Regions from separate parts of the Homo sapiens genome. Here region 1 is linked to region 2. Evidence: chromatin contacts called from ENCODE Hi-C or POLR2A ChIA-PET data. All regions are on one chromosome and are shown on one strand. Each heading gives the region's core, a stretch centred on a gene start or an enhancer-like site at or near the end of the contact. The rest is flanking DNA. Distances are from core to core; before and after follow the strand shown.

Region 1 (3,085 bases), core at 463-2,962, 150 kb after region 2:
AGAAAGTATGGCAGTGGCCGTTGTAGTAACCGCTGTTGTTTAATTGAGCCCCTCCCTTCCTGGCCAGTTCTCAATGTGTGGTAAATGCCACTTCATTCCATCCTAACTGCAGCCCTGTGAGGTTGGGACTGTGATCGTCTCCACTTTACAGATGAGGAAACTGAGGCTTAGAGAGGTCAGGTTTCTAGCCCAGGGGTCCAGCTGCCAGCGTGAGGCGCAGCCAGGCTGCAGACCTCAGCACTGACTGCACAGCTCACGTGCTTTGTCACCAGGCTTTGCTGCCAGTTGGTGATCGCCTCAGGGAGATGGATCTGTGTGGGTTCTCTGTTCTGATTCTTTGCCCTTTTATGTCCTTTCCAATTTTTTTGTGGTAAGTATATAGGGATTTGATTATCAAGGGGAAAAAGTGAAAAAACTGAAGGAACAATAAATAAATGAGAAGAGTCAGCAGCCTCTGAGCTAAGCCCTCGTTGCTTTGTTTTAGACATCTAGCTAACCACGTTCAGTGTGAACCTCAACTCCCAGTGTGGCCCGCGGCTGTGGCCACCAGTGACCGTGAGCAGATTGTTTGTTGGAACTTGAAGAAAAGCATCAATGTAAAGGGTTGTGAAAATAAAAACATGTTAAGGAACTAAAGGCTCTCAGTTGGTTAACATGCAGTTCATTTTAAAAAATATGTATATTTGATTGTCTCATGATTAATTGGGAAGAATTTTGTCATTTTTACTGAAGTCACTTGTACAGAGACGCCAAAGGATGTTTGTGATCTCTTCTTTATTTATTGGTGGCCTTGGTCACAGTGAGAAGAAATGTTCTCAGAGCGTTTTGTGTATTGCAAAAGGGAGGTGCCATTTTCGTAATGAAAAATTAACGACATATCCATCAAATTAGAGACTCAGAAGAGAAATAATGCATTGTTTTTTACTTGCAGAAAAATTAGACACTATGTGTCCATTATCAGAGTGTGCAATGGCAACAATAAGGTACGTAAGGAGAGCCCCCCGGGGCCCCAGGAACACCCCAGCAAGATTTTCAGCAATCAGAACTAATGGCTTTTAAAATTCACTTTTAGGCTGAGAAAATATCCGAATGTGTTCAGTCTGACACTCATACAGGTACGGTGCCCCGTATTTATTCTTAGAGTTCATTGAGTTTTTGGAGAAAAAAAATAAAAACAGATCTTTAACTAGCTTGCCTGGTGTAATGGTGGGATTTTCCTCAGACTGTGGCAACATTTCTCTCCTTGACTCCCCAGGCTGGCTTATGAGTCACTTGTACAGAGGACTTGAGCGCTTGTGAGCATTCTGATGGGTGCCCTGGGGCGGGTCTCTGAGCCTGCGAGGGAAAGAAATGGTCAACTGAAATGCATGAACTCATGTGAAGTGTGGTTTTATAACCTGATTTATACTTTAAGAGGGTTGAGTGTTTATCCCACAGTCCTTTAACAGGGATGTCTTCATCTGTCCTGACACTTACCACTGCCAGCCTGCAGGGAGGTAGCCAGGCCCCTCGCACTTGCCTCACCTCTATGTTTCTTAACCATGCCTTGGACACCATCTGTTCTTCCCCATAGCTTTCTTACTGCAAATGCATTTCCCTGGTTTGGAGTCACCTGTTTCCTTCAAACGTGTCATGACTTCAGCAAGCCACTTCCTGTTCTGGCCCTCACAGATGAAGGGGCTGGGCTGGGATGGTGAAGCGCCACTCCAGCTTCAGGCAGGAGGTGCTCCGTCAAGTGTCTGTGTAGACACTTGGCGTGCCACCCTGCCTTGCCTGAGTAGTGTGCTCTGCTTGCCCATGTGGTCTGTAAGAGCCTCTAAGGAGAAGACTTCCCTTCATGCTGTTGGTGACATGCTTTCTGCCTTACCAGAACAGTTCATTCTTTCATTCTAGAAACACTTACTACATATTTTTGTGAGCACTTAATGTGTACAAGATACCTGTCCTAAGTGCTTTAGGTACAGCTTATTTTAATGAAGCCTTAGAATAACTCAAGGAGGTAAGCATTTTTAGGTGAAATTCTCTTTACAGGTAAGGAAACTGAAAGTTTAAGTAATCTGCCCAAGGATCTCCATTTAGGAAGTGGCAGAGCTAGCACCTGAATCCAGGAGGACTGACACTAGGGCTCTGAAGCACAGTTTTTATGGGTGCCCCAGGAGCAATCAGAGATTTAGTCTGAAAAGAGAGACACATTGACACAAAGGAACACAGCAAGTGATAAGAAGTGATCCCCAGGAATGAGAAAGGGCAGTGGGTAGTCTTCTAGACAGGGAGAGGTGGATTTGAATAGAAAAGAAATGTGAGCGGGAAAGCATTCCAGCAATAAAAACAGGCATAGAAGGGGGAAAGTACAGGGCATGTTCCAGAAAAAGCAAGTACTAAATTTTGACTTGTATAAAAGGTCAATGGGGAAAGAGGTATTTGGGTCAATAAGAATCCTTAAATGCTAGGTGGGAAGTTTCCATTTTCATCTGTGGACAGTGGGAGTCTGAGGATTTGTGAGTCAGGGAGCAGCGTGATGACATCTGAGCTTTGAGAAGCTCTTAGAGCATGTATGTAAGATTACATGGAAGGAGACACCAGAGAGAAGAATACCAGCATTGCCATGGTCGAGAGGAAAGAAAACAATGGCCAGGGAATAATAAGGTGATGACAGTAGGAAGAGAGAAGAGAGACCAGATGTGATGATGGTGTGGGACTAGAGAGAGAAAAGCAAGAAAGTCCTTGAAAAGGTTGTTTCTGAGCCTGGAGATTCAGGCAGTAGCAGTAGGGCTGGGGAGGATGAATGTGGAGAGCTCTACCTGTGAGGTCCTGGTGGGCAGTCAGGTGGGTTTGTTTGTTCACCCCTTTGCCCATTTATTCTACAGATTTCTGTTGAGTACCTGCTGAGTGCTGGCTTCTGTGTTCTGCAAAGAGGTTAGGTCTAGAGATGAAAATGTTTCTGGCCAGCCAAGCATTAGCAAGTAGCACAGATGTGGAAGTGATGGAAACCAGGGATGGTAAAGGGGAATGGAAACTTTGAGATTACAGTGGAAGAGAACAGCAAGAAAAGGAGAGGAGGGGTGAGGTGGATTCCTAGAGACCA
Region 2 (3,126 bases), core at 622-3,121:
TCAGGAATGTGAGGCTACAGTGAGCTGTGATCACACCACTGCACTCCAGCCTGGGTGACAGAGCAAGATGCAGTTTCAAAAATAAATAAGAAAAGTAGAAAAATATAATAGTGAAAGTACTGGAGTTTATGAATGATTTACCTCATTTGTAAAAAATGTATAAATCAGAGGGGTATATTACTTAGGATTCTTTTGGTTGCAAATGACAGACAACAAATCAAATAGCTTAGGAGAAGAGGAATGTATGGGCACCAGGAGGGATGAGGGTGTAGCTGCAGGCAGCTGGGCCTGGGGACTTCATGACTCTAGGGCTCTGCCTACCGCTGAGTTCCTGCTTTTGTTGTGTTTGTGTCTTCCTGCACTGTGACCTCCTTCTACTGAATTGGATTTCTCCATAAGACTGGACCATGGCCATCAGAAAATCATGGGTTCATATATTAGCTTGTTTTCCTGATAGCTAGTTGTGGCAAAGAAAGCAAACCTCCAAGAATGTGATTGATCTGTCAGGGACGTGTGCCCTCCTCCAGACCCATTGTTGAGGCCTAGAAAATGGGATAGGGTGATCAGTGTGGCCTGGCTCTTCTGCCCACCCCTGAAGCAATCACTGTGACCAGGGAGGTAGAAGCTGGCAGCTCCTATTTGAACAGAAAGGGAAGGAGGAGCAGTTTCCCACGAGATCGGGGGTGTTGTTTCCTGATGAAAGCAACCATTCTTTCCATTTATCTATAAAGATTTCAAATGATAGCATATCTTCAAAAATCTGAGATAATAGAAATAATGGAAATGTAGCGCTTGAAATAATTTAGGGAAAAAGGGACTAACGTTTTCTGAATGCTTATTGTGAGACAAGTTATTTGCATATGCTGTCCGTGTAATCCTTAAAAACAAACAAACTATGTGAGGTAGATATTATTATCCCCATTTTACCAACAAGGCAACTGAGACGTGGAGAAGTGAAGTGGTTTGCTCAAGGGCACACAGTTCAGCGGCTGAGCCAGGTTTTGAACCCAGTTCTGTTTGGTTTTAATGCCAGATACTTAACCATTGTAGCACGTTGGCTTCCTCATTGATCTGCCTAGTAAACAGGTATATGATATGTGTAAAATACTTTACATTATTTTTATTTTAATTAATAATACTGAGTCATTGTGGTATTTTTATGACATGGCTGCAAATTTTCTAACACTCCTCCCATGAAGCAGTCAGATCTATGTCCTCTCCCTGTTAATCTGGGCAGGCTTGTGACTGCTTTGAGAAAGACGGCATGGTAGGAATGATGCCATGTGACTTCTGAGGCTGGGTCATGAAAGCCCAGGCAGTTTTGGTCTTGTTCGCTGGGACACTCACTCTTAGCACTCTGACCCACCACAAAGAAAGAGTTCTCCCTGCTCTGTGGCTGCCACGCTGTGAGGAACCCAAGTCATCTGGAGGAGTAACATGTAGGCACCAGGTCAACTGTCCCAGCTGAGCCCAGCCTGCAAGTCATCATAGCCCAAGTGCCAGACACGAGCGAAAAAGCCTCTGGGTGGTTCCAGCCCACAGCCATTCGAATCTTCCCCACTGAGGCCTCAGACATCATGGAACTGAGACAAGCCATCCCCTTTGGTGCCCATCTAAATTCCTGAGACAGTGAATCCGAGAGCATAATGGATGGTAGTGGTTTTATGCAACGGGTTTGGGATGTTTATTCCATAGCAACAGATAACTGGAAGAGCCTCAGAACAGCAATCAAAGATGTCTGACCGTGAAGCATCTGGAATACAAGAAGATGAAACTGAGGAACGCTTTGCATCAGTAAAGTAGCAAAGTCATGATTTTTCCCAATACAGAAGCTCTTGGAACACTCGCGCTGCAGTCTCCCTTCTTCCACCAGGTGGGGTGGATGCATTGGTGGCTGCCTCCACAGCAGTTCCTCACGGAGCAGTGGAAGACTGGGTTTCTTTGGTTCAGCGGGACTGTGGCTGACCCCACCCCAGCTGGGATCCCTGGCTGCGAGGCTGCAGAGCACAGAGCCCCAGGAGGGCTTCGTTTTGGCTGCTGCTGGGAGCCTCTCCCTTTTGTGGGGGAGGTCGGTGCCTCTGAAGGAGGATAGAATCTGAAAACATATTCTCCTGGCAGGCTCTACCATCCCACTGCACTCCTATCAGGGTTGTGGACAGGAGGAGTCACTCTCTGTGTAATGCAGCCCCCTAGGTGCGGCTCAATTTTCCCTCCCATTGGACCTGAGGTAGGGGCATTGACCCCAGCCTTCCTGATCAAGGGATAGGATCCACAGCGAACCCCCAACTTCCTCCTTCCCTCTCCACATTTCCTTTTTCCCTTCCATTCAAATCAAAGTACAACAGATACTTGATTTTTAAAGTCAAATGGTACCATAGTTATATCAGCAACAATAACAGGAAAACATTTCGGTAATTCCCTCCCCATCCCTGACTTCTCCCCTTCAAACTCTTTCAGTCATTTCTGTTACTTACATCCATATTTCTAAGTAATGCATCCATACTGCTATTTTCTCAAATTAGTGATTTTAGATAGTGCCTTTTTACTCCCCATTACAGAAGATGAAGCATTAACTCTTTCATACCACCCCATATTCCATTTGTCCTCCCTTTCTCCTCCCAACATGGTAATATACAACTTTCAGAAAAAGCTGTATTCCATTAATGTGTTTCTGTCTGATTATGGCTATAAGACTTGTGCATTGGTGAGCCATGGAGCATATTATCATTACATTTCCTATCTTGCGCATTTTTCTCTCTCCCTTCCTTCCTTCCTTCCTTCTTTCTCTTCCTTCCTTCCTTTCTTTCTTTCTTTCTTTCTTTCCTTCTTTCTTTCTTTCTTTCTTTGTTTCTCTTTCCTTTTTCTTTCGACAGGGTCTCACTTTGTCACCCAGGCTGGAGTGCAGTGGCACAATCATGGCTCACTGCAGCCTCAACCTCCCAGGCTCAAGAGATCCTCCCACCTCAGCCTCCTGAGTAGCTGGGACTACAGGCGCACACCACCACACCTGACTAATTTTTACTTTTTTTTTTTTTTTTTTAATAGAGATAAGGTCTTCCTGTGTTGCTAAGGCTGATTTCAAACTTCTGAGCTCAAGCAATTTTCCTGCCATGGCCTCCCAAAGTG

The links. A loop is a pair of places that touch in the nucleus more often than their neighbours do. ChIA-PET counts read pairs that join two places held with the same protein, here RNA polymerase II (POLR2A). Pooled maps may share reads with other maps.
Region 1: a loop to region 2 is called in a pooled map, with 2.2 times the contacts of the local background. The contact joins two enhancer-like sites. A Hi-C loop is called at or near these places in 1 of 168 maps with a recorded cell type or tissue (head of caudate nucleus) and 4 of 50 pooled maps. POLR2A ChIA-PET finds 5 or more read pairs at or near these places in 1 of 52 experiments (OCI-LY7).

The regions. Positions count from the first base shown.
Region 1 is chr15:85,099,084-85,102,168 of GRCh38, forward strand. PDE8A (phosphodiesterase 8A) reads left to right here. Exons shown (of 22, transcript NM_002605.3): 10 at 932-983; 11 at 1,073-1,115. Among named protein-coding and RNA genes, the nearest start is that of PDE8A, 120 kb to the left of the region's middle. Within about 2 kb of position 1,713, at least 4 of the 41 ENCODE cell types and tissues checked have a DNase peak (open chromatin) inside an H3K27ac peak, as active enhancers do.
Region 2 is chr15:84,953,645-84,956,770 of GRCh38, forward strand. It overlaps a transcript of SLC28A1 not described here. Among named protein-coding and RNA genes, the nearest start is that of PDE8A, 27 kb to the right of the region's middle. Within about 2 kb of position 1,872, at least 3 of the 41 ENCODE cell types and tissues checked have a DNase peak (open chromatin) inside an H3K27ac peak, as active enhancers do.